2 separate regions of the Homo sapiens genome follow, and region 1 is linked to region 2. A link is an interaction called in ENCODE POLR2A ChIA-PET data of the cell type or tissue named here. Cell type or tissue: OCI-LY7. All regions are shown on one strand.

Region 1 (4,000 bases), 1.1 Mb after region 2:
GCTGCCTCATCCTCTGAACACCGGGCCCAACCTGATCTGATCCAGATCTTGACTGGGGGGTCTGACTCACTGTGGGAAGAGAAGAGGGGAGTATCCTGAGTTGTAGGAACTGCTTTCCAACTCCAAGCTCCCTCCACAAGTTTCCCTCCCAGGCCCCCCACACCCCAGTGTGGACTTGGGATTTGCTGTGCTCAGCCCAGGGCTGATAGGTCCCTGGTGAAGCCCAGGGTGGGGGGTGTCAGGGCAGTGGAGGGGCCCGAGGAGCCAGGTTGCATTTATTGGATGGGGAGCTCCAAGGGGCATTAGTGGTTTGGGCTGGGCCTTTTGTGCCCTGGTACTCTGCCACCTGTGTTGCTGATGGTGTCAAGGAAGGAGGACTTGGCCTAGGGTTGTCTGAGCCGGAGCCGGCAGCTCCACTGGAGAGCAGTGCAGGCAGAGTGGAGCCTCCTGCTCTCCTGGACCAGCTGCAGACCCCCAACCCTGGTTTCTGTGCCATGTTGCGCTCTGACCGTCTCTGTTGCTTCTCTTCTGGTGTTGCTTCTCCTCCCTCCCATTCTCTCTGCAACTCCCTGCGGGCCGCATCGCTTGCTTTCACTGCCGTCTGGCTAGGACTCCCTTCTTCCTTCCTTCCCCGAGAAGGCCTCAATGTGGCGAGGAAGATGCTGGGGCCGGTAGGGCTGTGAGATCTTCTGGGGAGGCTAGCCGGGTGGGGCGGGAGCCTCTCAGCTGTCCAGATTCAGAACTGGAGCCCACTCCTCCTCCCTCTCGTTGCCTCAGCCTGCCCTCACCCTCAGGACTAGGCAGAGGTGAGGCTGGCTCACCCTGAAGAGGTGGGATAGGACCGGGGGACCCCAGAGGGAGGCCTAGGAGGGGACTGCACCCATACTGCTTCCCTACCACAAATCAGGGCTCAGGGAGAGGCCATGCGGCCAGCCCAGGTCTGCATGCTGAGCCCCATCCTCCACAGCTTGCCGCTGACGCTCTCTCCTGTCACCCCGCCCCTGCTCTCTCCCCAGATGTGTTCTGAGCTGGATGCCGGGTTCCAGAATCGCTGCACAGTTCCAACAGGACAGCGCCTTCCCCCATGCGCTGGGAGGGGACCCTCCATTTCTCCCCCTCACCCATGCTGAGTGTAGAGCCGGGGCCTGGGTGGCGGGTGGGGGCCGGGTGGGAGGTGGCAGTAGTCTTAGCCTGTGCACTCTCTTCCTTGGGTGTTTGGTGCTGGCTCCTGGGGACTACAAATCCCAGAGTGCGGTGTGCCCGGCCTCATTTCTGATAGATCCCGCTTGGGGGAGGTGGTGTATGGTTACGGAGCTGTGCATCTTGGGACATGTAGTAGCCCAGGTCGGCTTGTCACTCGCTGTGAGATGGGGAGATTTTGTCTTTTGATTTATCCCTGTAGGGCTGGCAGGGTTGTAGATGAAGGGGGAATGATCTGAGCCTTGGTTCCCCTGACACGTCTTGCTAGCCCCAGGGTTAGAGTGGGCAGGGCAGAGCCGCGCAGCACCTGGGAGCGGTACCTTTCCCTTGGGCAGCCTGGGGTCCCAGGAACAAGCCAGGGCGAGTGGCATGTCTGCCTGAGCAGGGTGTGGCCCCAGAAAGCTGAGGAGTGTGGGCTGGCAGAGAGCTTCGAGGGCAAGGCCACCCGCGGGGGCGTGTGTGTGGTGGGGCTTGGCATGTGATGGCAGCTCCAGGCATGCCGCTGCTTGTATGGCTTTCTTTGGCCTCTGACCCTGCTGCCCATTCTTTCCAACATCACAGATGAACTGCCTCTCCTCCTCCCTGCCTGGGGAGCCCAGTGGCCAGGGAGGGGAGTGGTGGAGCCAGTCGCTGTAACACTGAGCCTCAGAGACGAACCAAAACCAGCTGGGCTGAGCTCAGATCCAGGGGGAAATGCTGGAAGTCAATAAAACTGAGTTTTGAGAGCTTGGTGGTGTGTTGTGTTCTTGGGTTCCTACTTTCCGGGGTGGCCCAGGAGGGCCTCTAAGGGACAGTGGGTGACACCTCAGGCCTCACACCTCCCTTTATGCCCCTACAGCTAGAGGTGCAGGCCTTGCCAGTTGAAGGCAGAAATGCCCTCTTTGACCAGGCTGCCCTCCCCAGGTATGTTATGGAACCCCAAGCAATGCTTCATTCTTTGCTTTCACCTCTTGGGGGCCTACAACTGGCTTTCCCTAGCAGCCGATGTTCCCCTTATGAGTGGCCTCACCCCCTAGTACTCCACAGCACAGCTAGGACCATACTCAAGTTAAGACTTAACTGAGGCTGGGCGCGGTGGCTCACGCCTATAATCTTAGCACTTTGGGAGGCTGAGGCGGGCAGATCACTTGAGGCCAGAAGTTTGAGACCAGCCTGGCCAACGTGGCAAAACCCCATCTCTACTTAAAAAAATACCAAAAAAAAAACCCCCCAAAAAACAACAAAAACACAAAAAGCTGGATGTGGTGGTGGTGCATGTCTACATGCCTATAATCCCAGCTACTCGGGACGCTAAGGCAGGAGAATCACTTGAACCTGGGAGGCGGAGGCTGCAGTGAGCCAAGATCAAGCCACTGCACTCTAACCTGGGCAACAGAGTGAGACTGTCACAAAGAAAGAAAGAAAAAAAAAAAAAGACTGAAAGCACAGAAAGCTGAGAACACACAGTGAAACCTTTAAACTGTACCTGCATGAGGCCCACAGACTAAGCCCCTGGGTAGGTTTCATTGGCTCAGCCCGAGGTGTGAGCCAGTGGCATGTGGTGTGGCATGAGTCCAGCCCACCCAGGGCCCAGGCCCCAAACTCATCAGGGCCCACGGAAGAAAAAGCCAGGTACCCCTTCCCTTTCATCTCTAGCCGCTGTGCTGGGACAAGCACCTTTCCGTTGTCAGGCAGGGCCAGGTGGCTCCCCAGGCCTCTCTTCTATTCCAGGACAGGCTCTTGCTTCACCGTCAATCACCAAAGGGCCTCTACTATATTTTTCTCAAAGTGAAGAAGCAGCCTACCCTGAAAGAGGAATTTCAAACCTCCATCCTGAGTCGGGTGGAAGTTTGCAAATGGCTGTTTCTTCTACGTCTGTCTAGCCCTTGAGATGGCTATCACTGACACTGAGCCTCAGCAGAGCGTGGGTGAGACAGCGGGAGGGCCTGTGGTCTGCTGGCGGGTCCCTTCACTCCTGCTCAGGGCAGATGGTGCTTGCCCTGTTTTTTAATTAAGGAGACTGAGTCTCAGCACAGGTAAGTAGCCCTAACTTCCAAGTAGCCCCAGGCCTAAGGCTCTTTTTGCCTTATTTCATGTCCACCCCATTTGTCCAAGGACACCTCCTGACATGCAGGTGAGTGTGCCTTCTGGGACTATACAGGGTGGAGGGTTCTGGGAGCTGGGGTGAGACAGAAAGTGTCCTTTATCCCCAGGGGAACGCCTGTCCTAGCATCTCACAGGCCTAGCCTAGACTCACTGGCAGAGTTTTGCTATAGTTTTGCCTAAGGTGTGGCAGACACTTTGCTAATATCACTTTGTTCAGGCCTCACCTCAATCTGGCAGCAGAAGGGCACAAAGCAGCTGCCAAGAACTGAGAGGAGGCTAGGCGCGGTGGCTCACGCCTGTAATCCCAGCACTTTGGGAGGCCAAGGCGGGCAGATTGTCTGAAGCTCAGGAGTCCAGACCAGCCTGGGCAACATGGCGAAACCCCGTCTCTACTAAAAATATAAAAAATTAGCCGGGCTTGGTGGTGGGTGCCTGTAATCCTAGCTACTCAGGCGGCTGAGGCAGGGAAATCGCTGGAGCCCAGGAGGCAGAGGTTGCAGTGAGCCGAGATCGCGCCACTGCACTCCAGCCTGGGTGACAGAGCAAGACTCTGTCTCCAAAAAAACCCCAAAAACAAAAAAAGAATTGAGAGGAGAGGTAGTAGAGAGGAGGTTAGTCAGCCAGGTGCAAACTCTAACTCCACCTTACAATCTTTTTTTTTTTTTTTTTTGAGACAGGGTCTCACTCTGTCACCCAGGCTGGAGTGCAGCGGCAC
Region 2 (4,000 bases):
TTTTTTCCAGACAGCGTCTTGCTCTGTCGCCCAGGCTGGAGTGCAATGGCATGATCTTGGCTCACTGCAACCTCCACCCCCCGGGTTCAAGCGATTCTCCTGTCTCAGCCTCCCAAGTAGCTGGGATTACAGGCATGTGCCACCACACCCAGCTAATTTTTTGTAATTTTTGTAGAGACAGGGTTTCACCATGTTGGCCAGGCTGGTTTTGAACTCCTGACCTCAAGTGATCCACCCACCTCGGCCTCCCAAAGTTAACAGGCTGGGTTAACAGGCTTGAGCCACTGTGCCCGGCCTTGACTGAATATTTGATATTAAGAAATTGTTTTTAAAAATTTAGGCATGACACTAGTATCATGGTTATGTTTTTTAACAAATAGTCTTCTGTATCTTCCAAAGATATATTCTGAGTATTTATGGATGAAATTATGTGTTGTATCTGGGATTTGCTTCAAAATAAATCAATGGGAAGGAGGATGTCTAAATGAAACAAGAATTGTCCATGTGTTAATAATTGTTGAGGCTGGGCAAGGTGGTTCACGCCTGTAATCCCAGCACTTTGGGAGGCTGAGGTGGGCAGATCATGAGGTCAGGAGTTCGAGACCAGCCTGGCCAACACAGTGAAACCCCGTCTGTACTAAAAATACAAAAATTAGCTGGGTGTGGTGGCACATGCCTGTAGTCCCAGCTACTCGGGAGGCTGAGACAGGAGAATCTCTTGAACCTGGGAGGCAGAGGTTGCAGTGAGCCGAGACCACACCATTGCACTCCAGCCTGGGTGACAGAGTAAGACTCTATCTCAAAAAAAAAAAAATCGTTGAAGCCTCATGATGGAGATGAGAGTTCATTATACTGTTCGTTCTGCTTATATACATGTAAAATCCAATTATTTCAGCACCAAGCTGTGATTAAGGAAAGAATAGCTTTGTAATTTTAAGAAAGAGCAAAGAAACAAGTGCTCAGCAATTCTATCCCAGTGTTTCTGCTGATTTGTCACATGGATTTAAAATAAGTTCCATTTTACTTACATGCCTCCTTAAAAGTGGTCTTCCTTGTGGCCTACGGCAAGGTAGGCGCTTGGAGAGATTATTTCCCATTCCCAAATTGTTACGCAATCTTATTTGCTTTCCTCACAGATTTCGATGGGGTCCTCTATCATATTTCAAATCCTAATGGAGACAAAACAAAAGTGATGGTCAGTATTTCTTTGAAATTCTACAAGGAACTTCAGGCACATGGTGCTGATGAGGTAAGATCCACATCATTTTCCTTGGGACTCTTGTTTCCTCACCTTTCATTGGCAGTTTGCCATTCATGGAAGATCCATGGCACTAAATCACCCCCACATGACTACTTGCTCACCTAACTAGGGGCTCTTGACTTGATTCCTATAATGAATTGTGTTTCCTAGAAAAGGTTTTGACTCTTGCTTGCTTGCTTTAAAACAATGGAAACAAAAATAGCTTTAGTTCTCCAAAAACATAGCAAAGAATACTTTTCCTTGATCAGTACAAAAATAGCTGTTGCAAGAATTAGGTTCTGTTCTATTTTTGTAATATTATCAAGGCAGATAGATAACTTCTAGCTTGTTTAAATTTTATAGTCTCAGGTTCTCATTCTGGAGGCTTAGGCACAAATAGCTGTCTTTTGAAATTTTTAATTAAAGCTCTTTAAAGCTACCGTCTTTAAATATCTCTTCTTTATAACTACCATAGGGGAAATAAGAAAGATGTCCAGACATTATGAAACTTCGGTGGCCATGCCTTGTTCACTGGCTTCTTTAAATAGTTAAGTAGCAGGTTTGGTTCCTGTTGAACTGTATTTGCTCTGAGGAGAGCCATTTATGGAAGAAAGAAAATGCTATTACACCAGTTTGTGCACGCTGTGGTTGGGTCTCAAAGCAGGAAATATGACTCAGTTCCTGAATCAGTTTTCAAATTTCTTAGTTTTAACAAACTAGGTTCTCCTTAATCTGTTAAATGAAGATATAACCATAGCTGTTTCTTTCTGAAAAGTAGTAGCTTTTGAATTATTTAAAACTTATATAATAAAAGATGATTTGTAAAGGAATATGGTCAAAAGCTTGTTTAATTTTTTAGCATAAAAACTAAAATTAGTCTTAATACCAAGAGCCATTGGTTGCTTCCCTTAGTTATTCAAATGCAATTGATTTTCTCATAAGTTCAAAGAAAGAAGAAATATTTAGAGGATTTGGAATCCAGATTAGTTTACTGGAAAAAGAAAAGCTTCAGAAAGAAGACCTAGTGCTTTTATAAAGCTTATGAAGAATTGTTTTGTAAAAGATAGTGGCTGACACTTCTTTACCAGATAAAGAGTGAAAGAAAACAAATGGCTATTAAAGCAGCCCTGCCTCTTTTTTTTTTTTGAGGTGGAGTCTCACTCTGTTGCCCCAGGCTGTACTGCAGTGGCGCCAGCTCAGCTCACTGCAACCTCCAACTCCTGGGTTCAAGCAGTTCATCTGCCTCAGCCTCCTGAGTAGCTGGGATTACAGGCATGCACCGCTACACCTGGCTAATTTTTTGTACTTTTCATAGAGATGGCGTTTCACCACATTGGCCAGGCTGCTCTCAAACTTCTGACCTCAGGTGATCTGCCTGCCTCGACCTCCCACAGTGCTAAGATTGCAGGTGTGAGCCACCGTGCCCAGCCTTTTCTTTTTTTTTTCTTTTTTTTTTTTTTTTTTTTTTTTGACAAGGTCTTGTTCTGTCACCTAGGCTGGAGTGCAGTGGCACAATCACAGCCACTGCACCCCTCAACCTCCCAGGCTCAAGCAGTCCTCTCACCTCAGCCTCCTGAGTGTCTGGGACTACAGGCACGTGCCACCACACCTGGCTTATTTTTTGTTTGTTTGTTCTTTAGAGAGAGGAGGTTTCACTATGTTGCCCAGGCTAGTTTCAAACTCCTGGGCTCAAGCAGTCCTCCTTCCTGGGCCTCCCAAAGTGCTGGGATTATAGATGTGAGCCACCATGTCCAGCTGCATCGCTGCTTTGGATCAGCTATAACTACCTGAAAAGAAGTGTTAAAATATTTGAATAGACTTTTTTTAAATTGTGTAATCATTCTCCCCTAGACAGTCTTCACTAGGTGCAAGCCTGCACAGTGGCACACACCTGTAGTGCCAACTGTGTGTTGGGACTTCACACAGTTGGCTTGAGGGGTTCAAGTGGGGAGAGTTGCTGGAGCCCAGGAGTTCAAGTCCAGCCTGGACGACATAGTGAGATTCCACCTCAAAAAAAGGAAAAGATCTAAATGCAATAATAATAATCCTGGAAAGAAAGAGTTAAGCTAGATTTCTTAAATCTCCTTTCCATTCTGTGCTTTTCTTACGATGGAGCTCCAGAACACATTGCTATTCTTGTAGCTACCACAAGGGTCAAAGAACCAGCCCCACCCACTCAAGTGGGTGGAGTAAGTAACATTCATAGTGTTGGAGCAGAGTGCACAGTAAATGGCTCCCTGGGTTGGTTAAACAGTGACCAACCCATGATAACCACAGGAAGGTTATTACTTTGTCACAGGCCATTTTTAAAGGTGGAATGCCTCTGCTGCTAGAGTGGGAAGGTAATGGTGATGAGTGATAGGTTGCCTCCACCCATCTCCTGGTGTCATTGGGAGAGGGGGTACAAACTGAAAAGTGAATCATGGTTAAAAGTGCAAGTGAAGTGACAAGGAAGTGTTGGCTGGTTTTACCAAGGGGAGGGAGCAAAGCAGTTGAACATGATATAAATTTGGCTCTCAGTACCTCTTAGATCTCAGAATATTAACTTAGTAAGCTTGAAATTAAACTAAATCTTAGGGACTTAGGGATTTAAACTAAATCCCCACCACATCTGATTTCCCCTTCCTCGAAATACCAATAGTACGTGCAACACAGACTTGTAGCTCAGAGGTCGCATGCTGTTTCAAATTCTTGGGATATGCATGTTACTTTTTTTTAAAGAAGTGGTATATCAGACACCTGAAGGTCAAGTCTCTCTGT

What was found. Peaks named below come from ENCODE experiments on the same cell type or tissue, not always from the same donor. Only the 100,000 strongest peaks of a DNase experiment are listed, where the experiment ranks them.
Region 1: POLR2A ChIA-PET joins it to region 2 with 7 read pairs; 2 of 35 experiments call an interaction of 5 or more read pairs at or near these places.

The regions. Positions count from the first base shown.
Region 1 is chr2:219,284,971-219,288,970 of GRCh38, forward strand. It overlaps DNAJB2 (DnaJ heat shock protein family (Hsp40) member B2), which reads left to right. Exons shown (of 9, transcript NM_006736.6): 9 at 1-1,925. The coding sequence ends at 17. Among named protein-coding and RNA genes, the nearest start is that of MIR153-1, 7.2 kb to the right of the region's middle. RefSeq lists an enhancer at 1,199-2,166. In OCI-LY7, a CTCF peak has its summit at 2,096; no DNase peak of the experiment used is centred here.
Region 2 is chr2:218,227,602-218,231,601 of GRCh38, forward strand. ARPC2 (actin related protein 2/3 complex subunit 2) reads left to right here. Exons shown (of 11, transcript NM_152862.3): 4 at 1,137-1,249. Among named protein-coding and RNA genes, the nearest start is that of ARPC2, 12 kb to the left of the region's middle. In OCI-LY7, a CTCF peak has its summit at 3,438; a DNase peak (open chromatin) is centred at 1,830; H3K4me3 peaks cover 1,234 bases; H3K27ac peaks cover 2,333 bases.